2 separate regions of the Homo sapiens genome follow, and region 1 is linked to region 2. A link is a contact called in ENCODE Hi-C or POLR2A ChIA-PET data. All regions are on one chromosome and are shown on one strand. The core of a region is the stretch at or near the end of the contact, and the rest is flanking DNA. Distances in the headings are between cores, read along the strand shown.

Region 1 (3,145 bases), core at 385-2,884, 150 kb before region 2:
TGGTCTTGAATGCCTGACCTCAAGCGATACACCTGCCTTGGCCTCCCAAAGTGCTGGGATTACAGGCCTGAGTCACGTGCCCAGCCTATTTATTTATTTATTTGAGACAGGGTCTCGCTCTGTCACCCAGACTAGAGTGTAATGGCATGATCACAGCTCACTGCAGCCTCAACCTCCCGGGCTCAAGCCATCCTCCCACCTCAGCCTCCCAAGTAGCTAGGTCCACAAGTGCATGCTACCATATCCAGCTATTTTTTTTTCTTTTTGTAGAGACAGAGGACTCACTATGTTGCCCAAGCTGGCCTCAAACCCCTAAACTCAAGTGATCCTCCTGCCTCGGCTTCCCAAATCCTGGGATTATAGGTGTGAGCAGCCATGCCCCACCAAGGCGACCTTGCTAAATCTCACTTTCTTCATTTGTGAAGTTGGAATAATTACAGTAGTGACCTCTTAGAGTTGTGAGGATTAAAATAAAACAATATATATAGGGAGATTTTAGCACAGTGCTTGGCATGTAGAAGACGCTTTAAAAAAGCTGTAATAATGATTATTCTTTCTGGCAAACTTTTACTCTACTTTAAAGCCTTTTCCAATTCTTTCCAAAGCTGAGTCAAATGCCTCTTCTATGTGCTCCCATTCCCCACTAGCGCTGCTGCCAGTACCGCTGGGTTCCTTCCAGAACTGTGACCTCTTGACAGCAGGGATTGTGTCTTTTATACTAGGGTCACCAGTACCAATAACAATGCTGGGAACATAGTAGGAACCCAATAAATGCTAGTTAAAGGAATGAACGCATGAATGAATGTCTACATGTTATCTTTGATGGGACCAAAGGGAAGCTTGCTCTTCTTATTTTCTGTTAGAAGCCGATAATGGGAGAAAGAGGCAGAGAAATGGGAACGGAGAGTACGGACTGGACACTTAGCAAACGCAAGTCACTCTTTCCTGTGGTCATTTTTTGGGTGGAAAGAAAACTGAGTGAAACCTTGTTCTAAGCTGGGTCTGAGAAGATAAACAAGCCAAGAGTTCTACCTAGACAATGGCCTGATTCTCCCTGACGGGGGAAGGTGGGAGCCAGACAAACATCCCCTTCCAATTTCCTTCCGTCTGTGCTCAGCTCCTACAAAGTATCACAGCCCACCCCCCTCACCCCCTGCCAAAGCCTTTCCTTCATAGAAGGTGTCTTCAAATCCAAGCCAGGCTCTTATCCGGTGAGATCTTTGAAGGCTGGAAGGAGCTGCAATGAGTCTGAATCACTCCCAACCACAATGGCCTTAGAATGACAGACGGTTTCTGTTTCCAGGGCGTGTTCTAAATTGGATTCTTTTGGTGGCTCAATTTGCTTCCACAAGGCCCCTGCCAACCAGGAGCTGAGATGAGCAGTTTGCATAGATCAAATTATTGAACTTCAAAACACCCATGAAAAATTGTGAAAACAAAACAACAGCAGAAGTACAAAGTACGAAGAGATGTGGTTTCCCAGGAGCACGTGTGAAAAATGACTTTGCAGTCCAGATGCCTGCAGGCCCAGCATGAGTCAGCTGAAGGATGTGGAGGCCAAAAAACCTCAGACAAGTCTGGACCAAGCAGAGCTTCCAGAAAAAGAAAGGTGACGGCCAACTCCACTCCACACTGGCCGGACCACCCTGGAGGAGGGCTGGCTCCCTCTAGATGCCATCATGTGACAGGAAAGGGTGTGTTCTGAGTGGAGTTACCAAGATTGGGAGGGGTTGGGAGAGGACTCAAAAGTTGGACAAGAGGAGAGGAGATGTGTACCCTGCGGAAGAAAGTGGTTAGTGTCAGGGTGGTCTTCTGCCTGCAGCTTCTGCTTGTTAGTCCTTCCCCTCCTGTCATCCTGGAGAAGGCCTATTCATCCCTTAGGCCTCAGCGCCTGCCACCTGTTCTGAGAAGCCTTCCCTCACCTCTGTAAGCAGAACCAGCCACACCTGCATTTGGACCTCCTTCTCCTGCACTGGGAGTCAGGTCCCTTCATTACAGCACACCTCCTGTGGAAGAATGTTTTGAGTGTATGGCTAGGCAGGGACCTCGTCCTACTTATCTTTGCATGCCTACTGCCTGGTACAGTGATCACTCTTCAAATGTCTGATGAATTAAATTGTTGGCATGAAAACTGGCACCAAACATTTTGACCATGAGGAAGAGAGATTGTATTTTTTCTAGGTGGCCCAAAAAGACGGAACTGGAAGAGAGGGTGGTGATTACAAGAAAGTGGATTTCAGCTCAAAATCAGGAAGTACTTTATAATAGTAATGACAGCAATTTTATTGTGTGTTTTAGTCACCTATTGCTGCATAATAAATTGCTCCAAAATTTGAGGCCTAAAACAACAATAAGTGTTTATGATCTCACACACTGTATATGGGTTAGGAATTCAGGAGCAGCTTAGAAGAGTGGTTCTAGCTTAGGATCTGTCATGAGTTTGTAGTCAAGATACTAACTGGGGCTGTAGTCATCTGAAGGCTTAATTGGGGCTGGAGGATTGGCTGCAAGATGGCTGGATTGGCTGGGCATGGTGGCTAATCCCTGTAATCCCAGCAATTTGGGACTCTGAGGTGGGAGGATCACTTGAGCCCAGGAGTTTGAGACCAGCCTGGACATCATAGGGAGACTCTGTCTCTACAAAAAACACAAAAATCAGCTGGGTGTGGTGGCACATCCTGTAGTCCCAGCTACTCAGGAGGCTGAGGTGGGAGGATCACTTGAGCGAGATTGTGACATAAGATTGCCATGGTAAAATGGAGCAGATCTGGACCCGAGCCAAATAAATGTGGCATAAATAAAGGTGTCATAAAGACAGGGCGGGGCGCACGCTTATAAGGGGCATGAGCATCTCAGGGCTGCCAGAATGGCTCCCAATCAGTGCACGGCACTAGCATGTGTCATGTCCTGGCTGCGTTTCTGGGGCCCGTGGCCCCTCCTTACGTGGCAGCTATTGTGTCTCCTAGTGGCAATTATTGTGTCTACTAGTCAAGGAGGCTCCACATCTGGTGTTGGTCAAGGACCCGCTCCAGCTGACCTCTAACCCCTGGGGTCACCTGAGCCCTGGTCTTCCCGCTCCTCCCATCTCCCATGGGAATCTCCTCATGCACCTGCTCCCCCAGCAGCCCCAGGGGACTTTGATTAC
Region 2 (2,709 bases), core at 17-2,516:
GCTGCCTCATAAAAACGCAAACTCATCACCTTTCCCTCCCTCCTGAATTCCCCGTTTTTCACAAAACTGGCTCCCCATCTTCCAGAAATAATTCTTTTCTTTCCACTCTCCTTACATCTCCTAGGTTCAATTCCTTACGGTTGGCCAGGCGCAGTGGCCCACGCCTGTAATCCCAGCACTTTGGGAGGCCGAGTCGGGCGGATCACCTGAGGTCAGGAGTTCGAGACCAGCCTGGCCAACATGGTGACACCTGTCTCTACTAAAAATACAAAAATTAGCCGGGCGTAGTGGCGCTCGCCTGTAATCTCAGCTACTCGGGAGGCTGAGGCACGAGAATCACTTGAAATCGGGAGGCGGAGTTTGCAGTGAGTCCAGATCGCACCACTGCACTCCAACCTGGGCGACAGAGCAAGACTGTTAAAAAAAAAATTCCTTACGCTTGCCTCTCACCTGGGAAGATACACTCTCTTCGCGACTTCTCATTGCTCCCAGGCTCTTCACCTGCAATCCAGCCTCACATTCGCTATACAGTATATGGCCAATTTTCTAGGAACACTCTCCAGTCTGACTGCAAATCATAAACCTCGGGGACTTCAGGCTTCCTATCTGGTGGAGTATTCAACTGCTCCACCCATTATTCAAGGACCAACTAAATTCGGCGCTACATTCATCTCCCTTTATCCCTTCTAAGAGGAATACCGCTCCAGCGCCAACGCAATCTCCTCCTCCCTCGCCTTTACCTAATCCCTTGCCTGCCCTGTTTCCCCGCTGAGCTCCTCAAACACTTCGCATCTCTCCCCGTTATTCCAGTCTACCTGGTGAAAAGGTTATTTGAGGACCTTGTCTACGCTGCCCCTACCTGATCCCGCTCCCGGCGCCACAGGCTGGGCCCCAACAGGAGCTCCTCAATCTAAGTGTCTAGGAGAAACCCAGGGAGTCTCCACGAAGGAGGCACTTTACCCACTACAGACTAAAACTGGCCTCGGAATCGCCTTCCTGGAGATTCGGCCCAGCGGCTCTCAGGAGTCGGTAGGGGCAAGAACGTTTCCCCGGTGCAGTGGAAGAAGACTGCGGGCCAGCCAGGGACTCGGGATCCGGGGACAGGGCCTCGGCAGGCGCCCGCCTGGAAGCCCGCAGCCCAGACGCGGACGACCCACTGCTCAGCGGGACACACCTCGGGCCTTGCCCCGGAACGCCGCTTGGACAACAACCTTTCCGCCGAGTGCAGGCCGAGCGCTTTTGGGCGCAGCACGCAGGAACCGGAAGTCAATGGAGGAAGACTGGACCTACTGATTCAACTTGGAGATGAGCGGGTCTGTCCTCTTCACGGCGGGAGGTAGGGTGCTTGGAACACTGGGGTGATTTCCCGTCTGTCATTAGCCTCTGACCCTAGAGGCTAATGGAATACGGCGGGAGGTAGGGTGCTTGGAACACTGGGGTGATTTCCCGTCTGTCATTAGCCTCTGACCCTAGAGGCTAATGGAATACGGCTGGAGGTATTCTGGAGGAACCTGGAGTGTTTCCTTCCTCATGTCCCTCATGTCCTAGAGTGTTTCCTTCCTCATGTCCCTTGTTCAGGCCCCTCTCTTGGGGCCCCAGCCTAGCTGACGGGGCAGTTTTCGGAACATTTGTGCTTCCCCGGCCTCAGGGTCCACGGGTGGCTCCTCAGAGTGGGCGGATGGTTCACATTCTCACAGCCGCTTGCTTACCTCTGGCCACATTACTTTCCTGTGGCTGCGATGTTAGAGTGACTTCCCACTGGTTTTACAAAGTTATGCATTGTATGGTGTTTCTCATACTTGCAAAAACGTCATGTAGAAGTCTTGAAAAGTGTACGGAAGAAAGTAAAACTGCCCTTAAATCTATCACTTAGCTGAAACATTTCTTATAAACGTACAAAATTTAATTTTATTTAGTTCCACCAGATGAGATACTAAAATGTGAAAATGGAAGTGAAGACAAAACCCTTTTTTTTTTTTTTTTGAGACGGAGTTTCGCTCTTGTTGCCGAGACTGGAGTGCAATGGTGCGATCTCGGCTCACCGCAACCTCCGCCTTCCGGGCTCAAGCGATTCTCCTGCCTCAGCCTCCCGAGTAGCTGGGATTACAGGCATGTGCCACCACGCCCGGCTAATTTTGTATTATTAGTAGAGACAGGGTTTCTCCATGTTGGTCAGGCTGGTCTCGAACTCCCGACCTCAGGTGATCCGCCCACCTCGGCCTCCCAAAGTGCTGGGATTATAAGCGTGAGTCACCGCGCCCGGCCTAAGACAAACCTTAACAGGAAATATTAGTTACAAAAAGATTCCTCTAAATTAAAAATATCAGAAACTTTAAGCAGTTGGAATAATTATTTCAACTACTTGCTTCCTGATGGGTATAAAATACAATTTTCTAGGTAGTAAAACTTCGGACTGATCCATAAATATCGGGAGACATCTCTCGTGACTTGAAAACAACAAAAGCTCTATTTAAAACTCTATATAATATAGTTTAAAAACTAATCCTCTTTTAAAGATGATTCTCGGGCCGGGCACAGTGGCTCACGCCTGTAATCCCAGCACTTTGGGAGGCTGAGGTGGGCGGATCACGAGGTCAGGAGATGGAGACCATCCTGGCTAACACTGTGAAACCCCGTCTCTACTAAATATACAAAAAATTAGCCGGGCGTGGTGGCAGGCGCCTGTAGTCCCAGCCACCTGGGAGGCTG

What was found. A loop is a pair of places that touch in the nucleus more often than their neighbours do. ChIA-PET counts read pairs that join two places held with the same protein, here RNA polymerase II (POLR2A). Pooled maps may share reads with other maps.
Region 1: a loop to region 2 is called in a pooled map, with 2.0 times the contacts of the local background. The contact joins the enhancer-like site here to the promoter of TEFM in region 2. A Hi-C loop is called at or near these places in 21 of 37 single-sample maps with no recorded cell type and 10 of 50 pooled maps. POLR2A ChIA-PET finds 5 or more read pairs at or near these places in 2 of 52 experiments (HEK293 and PC-3).

Annotation. Positions count from the first base shown.
Region 1 is chr17:31,050,785-31,053,929 of GRCh38, reverse strand. It overlaps the pseudogene LOC646030. Among named protein-coding and RNA genes, the nearest start is that of MIR4733, 42 kb to the left of the region's middle. Within about 2 kb of position 1,634, at least 12 of the 41 ENCODE cell types and tissues checked have a DNase peak (open chromatin) inside an H3K27ac peak, as active enhancers do; they include PC-3, where a contact is called at or near this core.
Region 2 is chr17:30,904,795-30,907,503 of GRCh38, reverse strand. TEFM (transcription elongation factor, mitochondrial) reads left to right here and starts at 1,266. Exons shown (of 4, transcript NM_024683.4): 1 at 1,266-1,336. The coding sequence starts at 1,306. RefSeq lists enhancers at 1-528, 507-776.